Regions from separate parts of the Homo sapiens genome. Here region 1 is linked to region 2. Evidence: chromatin loops called from intact Hi-C (ENCODE). Cell type or tissue: heart right ventricle. All regions are shown on one strand. Each heading gives the region's core, and the rest is flanking DNA. Links, peaks and the distances in the headings are about the cores only.

Evidence for each region. Hi-C counts contacts between places; a loop is a spot of excess contacts. Peaks named below come from ENCODE experiments on the same cell type or tissue, not always from the same donor. Only the 100,000 strongest peaks of a DNase experiment are listed, where the experiment ranks them.
Region 1: it touches region 2 in a loop (3-fold over the local background); 47 of 110 quality-filtered maps call a loop at or near these places.

The regions. Positions count from the first base shown.
Region 1 is chr14:59,433,341-59,441,240 of GRCh38, reverse strand. No RefSeq gene overlaps it. Among named protein-coding and RNA genes, the nearest start is that of GPR135, 28 kb to the left of the region's middle. RefSeq lists an enhancer at 2,060-2,229. In heart right ventricle, for the core only: no CTCF peak of the experiment used is centred there; no DNase peak of the experiment used is centred there; H3K27ac peaks cover 2,019 bases.
Region 2 is chr14:59,179,426-59,187,325 of GRCh38, reverse strand. It overlaps LOC107984642 (a long non-coding RNA gene), which reads right to left. Exons shown (of 2, transcript XR_001750928.1): 2 at 3,079-3,663. It also overlaps the pseudogene PPIAP5. Among named protein-coding and RNA genes, the nearest start is that of DAAM1, 5.3 kb to the left of the region's middle. In heart right ventricle, for the core only: no CTCF peak of the experiment used is centred there; no DNase peak of the experiment used is centred there.

The DNA.
Region 1 (7,900 bases), core at 1,911-5,910, 250 kb before region 2:
AACAAAGAATATTGGATTTAACATGAAATGGATAACCTGACAGCCTCTTCTAAAACAAATAAAATACTCTTGTGTATCAAAGCGCTTAAGTCCATAACAGAGGTGAACTTGAGGTCAATGCTGTCAAATAATTTCTAAGTAGTTTCCAGATTTTTTTCTTTTTTTTTTTGCCTTTGGTGCCGAAAAGGCTAATCAACTTTATGTACTTACAACTTACCTTCAATTTATCAAACTGCAGGTATAATAGTCAAAATATTCAACAACCAATATGGTATGAACACAGATGCTGCTTCTATATCTTAAAATGTATTTTTCAGCATCCTGGCTGAATAAACATCCTCCCTAATTATGGGGAAAGTGGTATGTCATTAGCATGGAATGAAGTTCCCCTCCTGATCCATTAAAAGTTAAGCTACTCCTTTCACTAATTTTGTCCTCAAATAGTATAGCTCACATGCAAAAAGGGGAGAGGACATTCCTCCTGAACATATTCTCTGCTTTTGGAGAACTTCTCAACCTTTCTAAAATATTGTATTGGTATTCTGGTTGTTGACATGATGTGGAAAAGATGTAGAGGATACAGTTGGAAAGAAATGTCAGTTTATTTAGTGCACATTGAAACATCAATAGTCGTGCTGTGAGACACAGAGCAAGAGGTTGAAGTGTGGACTGTTAAGTGCTGGCTTCCACAGATGTGAGAACCTAGCTATGCTTTGGGACTGCATTTCAAACAACCCCAGGTTCTGTGGGAGGCAGGACTGCTGTTCCACAATGGGGAAGGAGAGAATAGGTTTGCTCCATGTGATATACTGGGGCATCTCTTAGTGTTCGCCTGTCTAAAGTTGACAGTGAAGGAACAGTGCAGATCATTGGCCCTAAGGAGGGCATAGTGAGCAGGGCTTCGATGGCACAGTAATGAGGGCCTGGGTCACCCCTATGGGCAAGCCACCCGGTCTAGTGGAGGTACCAGCCAAAAGTAATGAGAATTCAAAAATTGAATATTAGTTGCAACTCTGCAATCAGGTGCAGCAGTGGGGATTATACTTCATTCCACCAACTTTCCTTTTGTAAATTTCACTGGAAAAGAGACCAACCAAAAGGAAGCAGGTGGTGTGACTGTTTTATACAAAGCAAATGGATCTGAGCAGTTCAAAGGGTGCACTGAATGGATAATGTGGTGTCTTGCTCAGATACCTGCTTCAGGACCAAGGCATTCATTTCCCCAGCTGTCAGAATTATTACCTGTTGATGGCTCAGAGCAAATCCCTCACCAAGAATTGCCCTCAGGTGAAAGGAATTTCTTCACCCAGCATTATGACCACTCCCCAGGTGCAGCCCACATCCAATGACTGGTCAGTGTGGTGATATACAAATCAGGCCCCCTTGCCTTAATTTGGAACAACTCAGAAAGGCCAGCGTAGCTTCCAAGCTCCAGTGGGATTAGCTGAGATGTTTTTTTGCAATTACATCACAATTCGACTCTTTTTGCTCAACCCTGGTTCCTTAACGTCTCACAGTTTTTATCTTGAGACCATTGCACAATAAACTTCCCATACACAAATCTGTTTCTCTATCTTTTTCCTGGGAAATATGACATAAGATAGTTTCCTATTAAATATTTTTAAAATATGTAGGAAATGTATGTTTGTGACATCTTTTATCAAAAATATTCTGGAAATATGCTATGCTTGAGTTTATTTTAACTAATTTAGCAAACCTTAGTAAAGCAAATGTAAAGATTTAGCAACGGAATAATATTTGGCAATTAGCTGTAAATCACTGGACAGGCATTTAAAGCATGCTATTTGGATGGCTATGCTTCATTTTTAAGTAATTCATATGTGTTCAGCCAAATCAAATAAACTGCTTTAGTTCTTTTCATAACATCTGAGGTTAATAAAATAAGTAAAAGGGTTGATAAGCTTTCAGTTTTCCATGTTTTTAATTTATGAAACATTTTTAAACTAAGCTTTGTCGTCATGAAACATGTTTTTATGCCTAAGGTTTATTGATTTTCTACCTCATGCTTTCAATAGTTTGACTTACTTTGTCTAATATGACAAGTTCAGAATTCATTAAACATTATTTTGTTGAAATTTTATTTCTCTAAATGGGAGGTTCTATATTAAATGTCTTTAAAAATTCGTTTCACAACTATATTGATGCTAATGAGGCCTGAGAGATAGCAAGTGATAAAGCAACATTGTAGAAGCTGTTCAAATGTGTTTTTTTATGACAACTCAGAGATACTATTCACAAACCATACTATTTATCCTTTAAAGTGTACAATTCAGTGGTTTTTAGTCTATTCACAGACTTGTGCAACTCTCACCACGATCTAACTTCCTAACCTAAAAAGAAACCCCATACCCACTAGCTGTTCCTCTGCATTTCCCTCTCCTCCCGGTCTCTGGAAAACACTACTCTCTATCTCTATGGATTGGTATATTCTGGATATTTGATATAAATTAAGCATACAATATGTGGTCTTTAGCATCTGACTTCTTTCTCTCAGCATGATGTTTTTGAGGTCCATTCATGCTGTAGCTCATATCAGTACTTCTTTCTTTTTATTCCTGAATAATATTCTGTTTTTCAGATAAAAACACATTTTGTTTACTCATTCATTAGGTGATGGACATTTGAGTCATTTCCACTTTTTAGGTATTGTGAACAATGCTGCTATGAACATTGTGTATGAGTTTTGTGAGGACATTTGTTTTCATTTCTTTTGAGTATATACCTAGGAGTGAAATTGCTGGGTCATATGGTATCACTTGGTTGACCATTTTGAGGAACTGCCAAATCATTTTCCAAGGCAGCTGCACCATTTTACATTTCCACTAGCAATGTATAAGGATTCCAGTTTCTTCACACCCTCGCCAATACCTCTTATGGCTATTGCTTTGTTTTGTTTTTAGTATTAGTCACCCTGACAGGCATGAAGTGGTATCTTATTGTGGTTTTGACTTGCATTTCCCTAATAATAATGATGTTGAATGTCTTTTATGTGCTTGTTGGCCATTTCTATTTAATATGTCTCCTTTGGAGAAATGTCTATATAAGTATTTTCCCTATTTCTAAATTGGGTTATTTGTCATTTTATTGTTGACTTGTAGGAGTTCTTTATATACTCTGGATACAAGTTCCTGTCATATATCAAGATTGCAAATATTTTCTGTCATATTGTAGGTTGCCTTCTCACTTTCTTGATAAAATCTTTGATGTCCCCAAGTTTTTTATTTCTATGAAGTCCAATTTATCTTTTTTGTTTGTTTTATTGCTTGTGCTTTTATTGGCCTACCTAAACAGGCTTATCCTAAGTTCTCAAAGATTCACATGTGTGTTTTCTTGTAAGAGTTTGTTTCTTTTGGCTCTTTTATTTAGGTCTATTTTGAGTTGATTTTTATAGACAGTGTGCGGTAGGAGTCTAATTTTATTCTTTTGCACGTAGATATCTAATCGTCACCGTACCATTTGTTGAAAAGATTATTCTTTCCCCCATTGAATTATCTCGGGACACTCACTGAAAATCAATTGATTATAAATATGAGGGTTTATTTCTGGATTCTCAATTCCATTCCAGGATATGGGTTTATCCTTCTGTCAGTTTCACACTGTCTTGTTTACAATAGCATTGTAATAGTAAGCCTTGAAATTGTGAAGTGTGAGCCTTCCAGTTTTGTTATTCTTTTTCAAGATTGTTTCTGGGCCTCTTACATTTCCATGTGGATTTTAGAATCAGCTTGTCAACTTTTGCAAGAAAGCCAGCTGGGAATTTGATAGGGATTTCATTAAATCTGTAGTTCAATTTATAGAATATTGCCATCTTAATGATATTAAATCTTCCAGTCAGTGAACACAAGCTGTCTTTCCATTTGTTTAGGCGTTCATTCATTGCATTCAACATTTTTTTGTAGTTTTCAGAGTACAAGTTTTATACTTTTTTTTGTGAAATTTGTTCCTAAGTGTTTTATTCATTGTGCTGCTATCATAAATGGAATTCTTTTCTTAATTTCATTTTGGATTCTTCATTGTTAGTGTATAGAAATACAACTGTTTTTAATATTATTTTTTAGCCTGCAAACTTACTGAACTTGTTAATTAGTTCTTTTTAAGCAGATTTCTTATTCAAATACAATATGTCATCTGCAAATAAAAATAGTTTTACTTTTCTTCTTTCTGAACTAGATGCCTTTTATTTGGCTATAATTGCGGTTTTTGCCAATAAAAAGTAATGGCAAAAACCACAATTACTTTTGCACCAACCTAATATTTCATTTTTCTTACCTAACTTCCCTGGCTATAACCTTCAGGTTGAATACAAGTGGTGAGAGCAGACATCTTGTCTTTTTCCTGATCTTAGGGGGAAAGTATTGTCTTTCCCAGGTAAATATTAGCTCTGGGCTTTTAGTACATGCCTTTCATCATCAGGTTGTGGAAGTTCTCTTCTATTCCTGTTAATAGTTTGCTGAATGATTTTTTGTCATGAAAAGGCTTTGGATGTTGTCAAATGCTTTTTAATGCATCTGCTGAGGTGGTCATGTGGTTGATTGATTTTTGGATGTTAATCCAACCTTGCATTCCTAGGATAACTGGTATATAATGGTGATAATGGTATATAATCCATTATAGTTGAATTGTCTATTTCTCCCTTCCATTCTGTCTGTTTCTCCTTCATGCATTTTCAGTTCCTGTTACTTGCATATTTGTTTATAATTGTTATATCTTCCTTATGGATTGACCCTTTTATCATTGTTCAGCATTTTTGAATGTCTGAGAAATGAATCAAGTGAGGATACAGCAGATAACCTACAGAATTCTGCATCTGCTGAGCCAGATTTTCTGGTAATTTTTTTGAAAATTTCCCAGTAATTTTGTTGAAATTGCATTCAGAGCAACAGATGGGAGTGCAAGAAAGATTGATCGTTATACTAGTTAGGAAGCTTTCAGCTGTAAGAAATGGAAACCCCAACTCTAACTAGCCTAAACAATAAAGCTGACTTATCAGTACACCCAACTGCAGAGTCAAATTGCTTTTGCAACCAGAGTTCCTCATTTGAACCACAGAACATAAAAGTAATTTGAGTAACTTTTCTCAGTTCACCCAAGGATAGGACATACTTAGTACCATTCCAGTTGCATAGGACAGAAGCTACATTATTGCATGCAATGTATATCTTAGGGCTTATTTCTTCTATTGAACTTTGAGAAAGACTGGTCCCATAGTAGTGTAAGCTTCAGATTTATTTTGATCAAGGACCCTGTTTCAATGTGAGTGTGGTGTTTTTGTTTACTTATGTTTTGTGTAAATTCTGGTCTCTCTCATGTGTAGAGTTTATCTTCAAACTGGTTTTCCTCTGGATTAATAGGTGGGTGAGATAGCAGCCAGGGGAAGGAGGTAGCTTTTCCCCTCAAAGCCATGGAAAAAATGTCCTGAATCCTGCTTTGATGGTCAGCATTAAGTCATATGTCCATCCCTAATCAATCTTTGTGGCATATTGAGTTCAAAGCAACCTGGGGGCACCCCTGGAGTTGGGAGTGAAGTCAACCCCACCCAATGCAACCTATACAAAAGGAGAGATTGAAATTGATGTTGGGGAGATACTACAATGTCTTCTAAATTTATCTCCATATTTAAGGCCTAAAATTTTAGGAGCTAGTTTCATGTTTGTGACAAATGCTGGTAGCTGCCTTAGTGGCATTCTATTTCAATGGTAACAAGAAAGTTAACAACTCATGTTATGAAGAAATAGGATAATTCCTAGCGTAGTAACCCAAATAAAGTTAATTATCTTAATTATCTTAATAATCAGAAGATACAATAGCAGATTTATCTACTGCCATTTGCTGTGAAGCCCTTTGTACCACCAACGCTGCTCTGTTGTATCTTTAAAGAGCCTAGTGACTGCAGATCCCCTTCTGCCACAGTTATCATGTGACACTAAGTCATTGGCAGGCAGGGGAGTTCTTTTGAATTCTGGTTGTTTTTAGTTTAGTGCAAATTCGTAAGTCCAGATGAATTTTATCCCAGGGTGATGAACAAATATGGAGATGCTTTCAGAACTGCTATATATAATCTTCAAAACTGTTGGGGGGTAGTTGATGTTAGGAAAATGGAGACACCTCCTCATCCAGATTTTCAAAAGGTCAAATCCTATAAGATGATATCATGTCCTAGAAAAATTCAAGAGCTCATTTTAAACAGATGGTGGAAGAACATTAGAAAAGAAGTTATCGCTAGGAGTCAAAAAAGTAGTTCAGTAATTGTAAGACAGGCCAAATTATCCTCATTATTGATTTGTTGCATCTGGGGAATGCCATACCTATAATGTACCATGACTAGCATGGTTGGAAGTCCTCCAGCGCAGCCTTCTGAAGAGGCTGGAGAGATGCTGGCTCTTTATTGAACTGTGAGGTGGAGTCACAGCTGGCTGAACCAACACAATAACCTAAGTATCTATGTGGCAGGATATCTCTTTTAGAGTATCACAGCGTTTAATCCTTACATTTTTTTCTATAAAACATTTTTTATGATTACTTGGAAAAAGATACAAAAGAACATAATTTGGTGTAATTATTTCAATGAAGCTAATGAGATTTCCTGCCACACAGATGAATACAGAGCATTACCTTCATAACTGTTATAACCTGTTGTGGCAGATGACATCTGGAGTATTTGTCCTGGTCTGAGCAATACATTATAAAATTGGTTTAGAAAAATTTGCAGCAGAGATTAGTATGGCTAGATCTGCCTGGAAAATGACCTGTGAAGGAAAGTTAAGAAAAAAATGTATGTTTAACTTGGGAAAAAAAAAATTTTGGAAGCAGGGCCTGTGATACAGTTTGGATATTTGTCCCTGCCCAAATCTCATGTTGAATTGTAATCCCCAATGCTGGAAGCGGGCCTGGTGGGAGATGTTTGGATCATGGGGGCAGATTCCTTATGGTTTGGTGCTGTCTTCACCATCGTGAGTGAGATCTGATGATTTAAAAGTGTGTGGCACCTCCCCCGGCCCTTGCTCCTATTCTTGCCATGTGATGTGACTGCTCCCCCTTTGCCTTTCATCATGATTGGAAACTTCCTGAGGTTTCCCCAGAAGCAGATGCCACTATGCTTCCAGTTGACAGCTTGCAAAGCCGTGAGCCAATAAATCTCATTTCTTATAAATTACCCAGTCTCGGGTATTTCTTTACAGCAATGCAAGAACGGTCTGACATAGCCTTATACTATCTTCACGTGTTAAAAGAGGACGGGATTGGGCCGGGCGTGGTGGCTCACACTCTTAATCCCAACAGTTTGGGAGGCCAAGGTGGGCAGATCACCTGAGGTTGGGAGTTCACAACCAGCCTGACCAACATGGTGAAACCCCGTCTCTACTAAAAAATACAAAATTAGCCGGACATGGTGGTGCATGCCTGTAATCCCAGCTACTCGGATGGCTGAGGCAGAAGAATCGCTTGAACCTGGGAGGCAGAGGTTGCAGTGAGCCAAGATGGCACCATTGCACTCACTCCAGGCTGGGGCAACAAGAGCGAAACTCCATCTTAAAAAAAAAAAAAAAAAAAACCCAGGATTTTTTTTTTTTTTTAATTTACAGATGAACGATGAGTTGATGTCAGATTAAGGTCAGAGTTTTATTCTATATAAATTAACTGTCTAATGAATAGGTTGAACAGGGAGGGTATAGATTCCCATTCTCTAGGGATATTCAAGTAGATGCTGTAGAAGGATTCTGTAGGGCTGAGTTAGATGACCTCAGAGAGATACTCTGATGTGCTGTGGTTTGTAAACATGTGTGGCATATTTTAAAAGCATATTGTAATTATATTTTAAGCCATACGTATGTAATCTTGGCAAGAACATTGTTTCTTCTCGAGTCATTCACATGCTAATAGG
Region 2 (7,900 bases), core at 2,436-6,435:
ACTCTTATCATTTATTTTCTCCTTTCATTCTGCAACACTAAGTTGGGTTCAAGTGAAAAAATATTTATGAAATTAGTTGAGGATCTCAGGGGAGAGGAAATGCTTTGTTTTGCTCAGAGAGATGTTTAGCGATGAATTCTGATGTTCTTTTAACAAGCCTGTTCTTTATAGACAAGACCCACTTTTCTCCCCCGAAAGAAGATAGCTTTGAATGTTGCTCTTCTGTCCTCAGCTACTTCTTCCATTTCAAATATTATCTAAAATGAACTCTGACAATATAAATTTTCCCCTGGCCATCAGATCAAGGATATAATCACTGATATTCTAACTAATGGGTAGACTTAATGTAACGCAGTTCATGGTGGAAAAATATTCAGAGAGAAACTTGACCTGGGATGATTCTAAAGGCTCTTCTAATTTTATAACTGTGTAAAGCTTTTAGACTGAAACATAATCAGTGAGCCTGAAATTTATTGAGTCAATAAATTGAATGTGGAGCCTTTCTGTTAAGACAGGGCTTATCCTTGTAGATAAAAGTATGTTACTGAGGCACACTCTGAGGAGTAATTTTAATGGAGAAATCACCTTACAACAAGTTCTCTTGGCTCTTCAGTAATGAAGGAGAAGATGCAGTCTGTCTGAAAACAAAAATTCCATTCTCTTTAACAATATTATAGGGATGTGCCATGTGACATAGTCATCTCCATATAAAGGACAGCATACACAATAGACTGTAAGCACATAAATGTGGAGAAATGCACATGTGAACTGCTCTTCCTATCTAATAGCTATAAATATAGATAATAGATGTAGAAAGAGGGCATTGTGTTTGGAAAAATTATCTGCAAGTGGTGATGGATTTGAACTGATCCCTGCACAGTTTCATTGGTAACCAAGGGAAACAAAGATGGCTCTTTAACATGAGAAATACAGTCTGTAGAACTAGCAGCAGAGGAGGCTTAACCACTTCTTTGGAGACAGAAGGAAACTCACACACACACTCTCTCTCACTCACTTTCATACACAATCATTGTGTATGTTTGCATTTAATTTTTTCTAGGTGGCCAAGTAGTCTCATAAATCATCAAAAACACCCACTCTGTCTAGCTAATTGATATTCTCAGTCAAAATGGGTTTCTTTACTTTCTATCTTTTCATTTTACATAACTGCTGCTGTTCTGAAGACCTTATGAAAAGCCCTGCCTCATCCCATAATCGTGGCCTATTAATTAGGAACCTGTGAGACCACTAAGAACAGATTTGACAGTCTATACAGGTAGGGGATGAGGAGAAGGCACCACGAAGCATTTTGATGATCTTTTAAAATCACCTCTCTCAGTGCTGGTTATAAGGTTTTACTCTAGATACTGGATTTTAGATAAAGGAGGAAATGAGTTATCAACAGAGAGAAAGAAATGAAAGTGTGTAGCCTTGCGTGTACTTTCATGCAATAGCTTGGTGTTTTGCAACAATCAAGGTTGTATGCTAAGCCCAGGTTTGGGATTGTGCCATTCCATTATTTGTGATCCATGTTACTTTGCATATTTGTGTTATTTATTCTCTCTGAGCCTCAGTTTCCTTATTTATAAAATAGGGTTAATAATAATATATATTTCATGAGGTTTTTGAGGATTAAATTAAATGAAGCATGTAAAAATATTTTTCAAACTGAAAAGCACTATACAAATGTTAGTTCTTGATATCATTTGCAATTTTTCCCAAAAGATTATCTCAGAAATGTCAGGCCTAATTATGGAACAAGGTAATAAAAACCCATTTAAATTAAAAATTCTTATTCTTAACAGAGACTATTAGAAAGAATATAGCATGCACATATTATCTCACTCTAATTGGTAAGTAGGCAAAATGTACTTTGAAGACTAAAATGAGAAATTCAGGGTTGAACAGTGCCAGTCCTTGACTTGTTCTCAGATCTATATGTTCTTCCTCAGGATCCCCTGCTGTCCTCAGTAACATAGGGAGCTTTTCCCAAGCTTCCCAGCATGGAGAGGCACTGCTGGGGGATTGTAGGCAGGAGGAAGAGAGAAGCTAGGGAATTTCTTCACTTCCTCAGAGGTGCATTGGGTGATGTTTCTGGCAGTGGCAGCAGCATTTTCCTTGTTGGACTGGTCTGTCATGGTTCCAGCTTCTTCCAGGTCACCCTGGCCTTGTAACACCACCTTCTCCCTTTGTCCCTCTTGCCTAGCGGTAGAGATAGCTTCCTGCTGTTGCTAATCTCTGCGTTGGGTGTTTGGCTTCACAGATCTTCTATCACAGTATGGCCAATTCTCTGGACCACATTATCTCTGTTTTAAATACTACTTAGAATCGTTTCTGTTTTTTTGGTGGAACACTTTAACTGACATACTCACACTTTAGTTAAAGTTCTTTTAGGGGCAGACAACAAGAACTTTCTATGGCCAGTTTATGCAAAACAAAGAATGTAATGGGATTTATTCAAAGGATTAGACAACCAAGGCTCAAGACAAACAGGAACTGGACAAACTAGGAACCTAAGCAGTGGTAGTTTTCAGACCTCTCCAGAGCACTGGTCTACTAGCACTAAGACTCCGAGCTCTTTGTTCCAAATTTCAAATTCCTGAGAGAAGCTTATTGTCCTATGTCAGGCAACAGTCCCTGACTTAATTATCTTAAAGTACAATCCCCAGACCAGCAACATCAGTATCACCTGAGAACTTGTTAGATATGCAGATACTTGGGCCACACCTACACACCTACTGGAAAAGAAGCTTTAGGGATGGGTCCCACCACATGTGTCTTCACAAGTCCTCCAGCTGAGTCAGACACACTTGAATGTTTTTGAACCATGGATCTACAGCAAGCGTAACAAGATTGTGTGGCTCAAATATGATCACTCAGGACCTATCCCCGTGTGTCTGGGAGTCTTCTCAAAAAGGAGAAAGTGTGAATCTGGAAGCCACCCCAAGAGGTGTCAGTTAAAGCTGGTAAATCTATCAGGATCTTAATGGTAAAACTTGGTTCTTCCTGAGGGAGAGGACTTTGTAGCATTCTGAGCCAACTATTCAGTTTAGTCACTAAAAAGGCACTTGGAGGAGATTCATTTCACTGTGTTTAATTGAGAGCTCAGAAAAACTGAAAAAGCGGCATCGGAACAGAACAAGGGAGATGGAGTCATACAGAAACGTGAGAATGGCAACAATACTAAGGTTAGGCACAGTAAGTGGAGGGGTGAAAATACCTCCAGCCACCCAAAACTCTCTCCAGACCAGTCTTATTTGAACAGCTCCTCGGAGTTCAGAAAGAGAAACTCTCCTTTGACATATTTTAGCCGGTCTTCCTGTATAAGCTTCTTCGTAACTGGCTTACTCTTAGTCCATCTGTGAGACCTGTGCTGTTCAATTCTGTAGTCACTGGCCTCATGTGGCTATTTAAATTTCAATTAATTAAAATTGATGAAATTTTAAAACTCAATTACTCAGTCACAGTAGCCACATTTCAAGTGCTCAAGAGCTGTGTGAGGCCAGTGGCTACCATACAGGACATCACAGATACAGAGTATTCCCATTACTTCTTCAGAAAGTTCTGTTGGACAGCACTGCTACACATTTGTTCACTAATGACTGTTTAGATTCTTTCATGCTGAAATCCACCTTCTTTTCTTCTTCTTCCCCAAGTCAAATTCTGAAGAGAGAGAAAATGAAGAGACAAAGAGAAAGGATATATAATTGTTCTAGTTCACCAACTGAAGCTAGAACATATAATAAATCACTGGCCATCACGAAAAAGACAGCCCAACTAATGCTTAAATTCATTTGTCAGCAGGAAAATATAAATTAAGACTATAATGGGATACCACTACATACCCATCACATTGGTTAAAATTAAAAGGACCAACTATACTAAGCATTGCCAAAGATAAGAAACAAATCTTACACTGCTAGTGAAACTGTAAACTGGTAAAACTGCTTTGGAAAAATCTTTATTAGTATTTGCTAAGCATGAGCATACACATCCTTTATGGCTGAGCAATTTCACTGCTAGCAATATACCTAACAGAGTTGTGTATATGTGTTCACCAAAAGTTACCTATTCAAATGTTCATAGTTATGCTATTCATATATTCATACATGTATTCATATAGCCTAGGGTTGCCATACAATATTTGGGATATACTTACACTAAAAATATTTATTGTTTGTCTGAAATTCAAATTTAAGGAGACATTAGGTATTTTTATTTGCTAAATCTGGCAACTCCATGATAGCCCCAAACTAAAATCAACACAGTTGCTCATCAACGGTACAGTGGATAAATAGATTGTGGCATAGGCACATAATACTATATCGCAGGGGTTGGCAAACTTTTTTCTGTAAGGGGCCAGATAGTAAATATTTTAGGCTTTGAGGGCCATATGATCTCTGTTACAGTTACTCAGTGCTGCCATTGTAGCATGAAAGCAGTCGTAGACATAAAGGAATGAGTATGGCTGTGTTCCAATAAAGCTTTATTTACAAAACAGTCAGCTGGCCTGTAAGCCTGTAAGCCATAGTTTGCCAACCCGTGCTATCTGGCTATGAGAATTAACAAGCTATGTCTACGTGTGAAAATAGGAGGAACCGCACCAAAAAACACTGAGTAAAAAGAGTATATACTGTATGATTCCACTTATGTAACATTTTTTTAAAGAGGTAAAGCCATTGATAGTGTTAGAAGACAGAGTAACAGTTACCTTTAGGGGATAGTAATAGAAGAGAACATGAGAGGTCTCTGGGATGCTGGTATTTTTTATCTGGGTGCTGTTTATGTGGCTACTTTATTTTGTGAAAATTTATCATGCTGTACACTTAAGATTTGTGTCCACTTATGTATATACATATTAAAATAAAATATTTATATGAATTAAATACTAGGCCAAATTATCTCAAGATCATTCCCATAAGAAATTGTTTTATGTATTCTGGTACCCAAGTTTTTTAATATATTTTTCTAATTATAATGGTTATTCATGTCTTTTGTAAAGAATTTAGAAAATATTGCTACTTAAGGCCATAAAAATCACCCATGAGCCAACAAACGAGGGAGAAATATTAACATTTCTCCCTCCACTCCCCACCATCTTCCCTCTCATTGGATTTTTTTACATCATTAGCATTTTGAGTGCTATGTGATATTTTATTTTGGGAAGATAACCATTTGTTCTTGTTATTTATTTTTTATTTCATAATTATAAACTTAACTCTGTAATCCAGCTAGACTTAGAGAATAAGGAAAATATGGAACCCAAAGAATTGCAACAAGAGCACAAAGATAATGGACATTGCAAACAGATGGGATGGAGGGATACTCTCTTGAGCTACAGAAAGAACAGTGTGGTGGCTAAGATAAAACACAAGCCAAATTTATTAGAGTTGTCCACAGTTAGCAATGGCGATCTTCTTGTTGGTCTTGCCATTTCTGGACCCAAAGCACTCTGTGCCTTCCAAGATATTCCTTCTGTCTTTACCTTGCCAAAAAACCACATGCTTGCCATCCAACCACTCAGGCCCAGCTGTGCAGATGATAGACTGGAACTGTTGATGTTGGGTTCAGAATTTGCCATGGACAAGATGCCAGGACCTGTATGTGTCAGGATGAAGTTCTCATCCTCAAATTTCTCCCCGTAGATGGACTTGTGTCAGTACCACTATGGCATATGAAGTCACCACCCTGGCATAAAACCCCTGGAATAATTCTGTGAAAGCAGGAATACTTCTTTTCTCTCCAGTGGTCAAAGATCTAGGGGGTTAGGACTCCAGCATATGAATCAACATATGAATTGGGTGTGGGGGAATACAGTTCAACCCATAATAGTCAGAATACAAAAGTTGTCTGCTATCTCTGGAACCGTCTGCAAACAGCTCAAGGAAGGAGATGTGGCCCCAGGGCTCGCCATCCACTGTGACGTGGAAGAACAATGTGGCTCTATAGCATATGTTAGGTGTATTGGTTTGCTAGGGCTGCTGTAACAAAGTACCACAGAAATGTATTGTCTCACAGTTCTGGGGGCTACAAGTCCAAAATCAAGCCCTGTCTGTAGGGTTGGTTCCTTCTGAGGGCTGTAGGGGAAGGATGTGTTCCAGGCCTCTCTCCTTGGCTTGTAGATGGCCATCTACTTTCTATTATCCTCCTTCTATGCATGTCTATCTCTGTGACCAAATTTACCCTTTTTATAAAGATACCAGTCATATTGGATTAAGACCCACCCTGGCCAGGGGCAGTGGTCCATGCCTGTAGTCCCAGTGCTTTGGGAGGCCGAGGCGGGAGAATTGCTTGAGTTCAGAAGTTCAAGACTAGCCTGGGCAACATAGCAAGACCCCGTCTCTACAAAAAATACAAAAATTAGTCACGTTTGGTGGTCATGCTTGTGGTCCCAGCTATTTGGGAGACGGAGGTGGGAGGATCACTTGAGCCTGGGAGGTTGAGGCTGCAGGGAGCTGAGATCATGCCACTGCACTCCAGCCTGGGTGATGCAGTAAACCCCGTCTCAAGAAAAAACCAAACCAAACCAAACCAAATCAAAAAAACAGCAAAAGACCCACCCTAATGACCTCACTTTAATTTGACTGCCTCTGCAAAGACCCTTTTTCCAAATAAAGTCACACTCTAAGATCCTGGGGATTAAGACTTCAGCATATGAGTCAACATATGAATTGAGTGTGGGGGAATACAATTCAACCCATAATACTCAGTAAACACAAATAAGGGAAAACTGACTTTCTAGGTCTCAGCACCAGTGTTTTGCATGTCATAGTCACATAGATGTTAAAGCTGTTGAACATCTGATTAGGAAATATAGATAGGATCAAAAAACTGAATATAGCAACCTGAAACTTTTCAAAAATAATGGAAATAAAAAACAGAGGGTGTTTCCTGAGTTATGTGGAAGCCATGGTGCTGTTTTGGGGTGTGAAGGCTGAGGTCTTGCCTCTAGGTATCCAGCCCTGTCACTCTTGATCAGGAATTCTCAGATGAAGACTCTGCCGACCTTCCATTGGTAAAAATTCCCTGGTCATACATTTTAGACAAACCATCCCAAGTTAGCTTTCAAAATATCCCCTATTGAGGGTGTCATACAATTTTCATTTTCTTTTTCTCTTTAAAGGTCAAATCTCTGCATGGGCTCTTTAACCCTAAAATGGGCAGTCCATGTGTGGCAAAACCTTGTCTACAAGTAAAAGATGGGCTGAGTGGACAGAAAGAATTCTGTTTACTCTTTTGGTTTCTGTAACTTTCTTTGCCGGGAGTTATCCTGGCACACGTGTTCTGTTTCGTGGCAGAAATATTACAGCGTGTAGGATTTATTTAAGAGGCTTCTTTCACAGCAGGTTGTGCTAGCACTTAGACATTGGATTTTAAGATTAGGGATGACTTTAGTCCTGTATTACATGAGAACCTTGTGATGTGGAATTTCTCATGGAAAGCCACACTTCAGTACAATATGTCATGGCATATTATCTTTGAGAGTATTTTCTCTTCACCAAACTGTGATTGTAACCTTTTCTCTCGGGTTGTCTGTGCCCTCTCCCTGTGTCTCAAGCTCCTAAAATAATATTTTGGGTTGTCAGAAGACTAACCACCCAGTTAAAGGGGAAAGGGAGATATTGGAATGCTTCTTTCTGGCTTTGCTTTCTTGCGAGTGACAGGTTTTCTTCTCTGGGATTTATGTTATTGTTTTAGAAAATTATACTCATTTAAATCTAAACATAGTTAACGCAAGCAAAATATAACCCCATTACTTTTCACACACGTGTAACAGTGATTCTGAATAACAGGGTCAACTCCCTCTTGACTTAGGCATGTAAGTTAACTATGCTTGAAGCTACACTACCTCTGGCTACAAGCACGCTAGAATTTGCAAGTTGAGCAGCTTTGAGTAAGG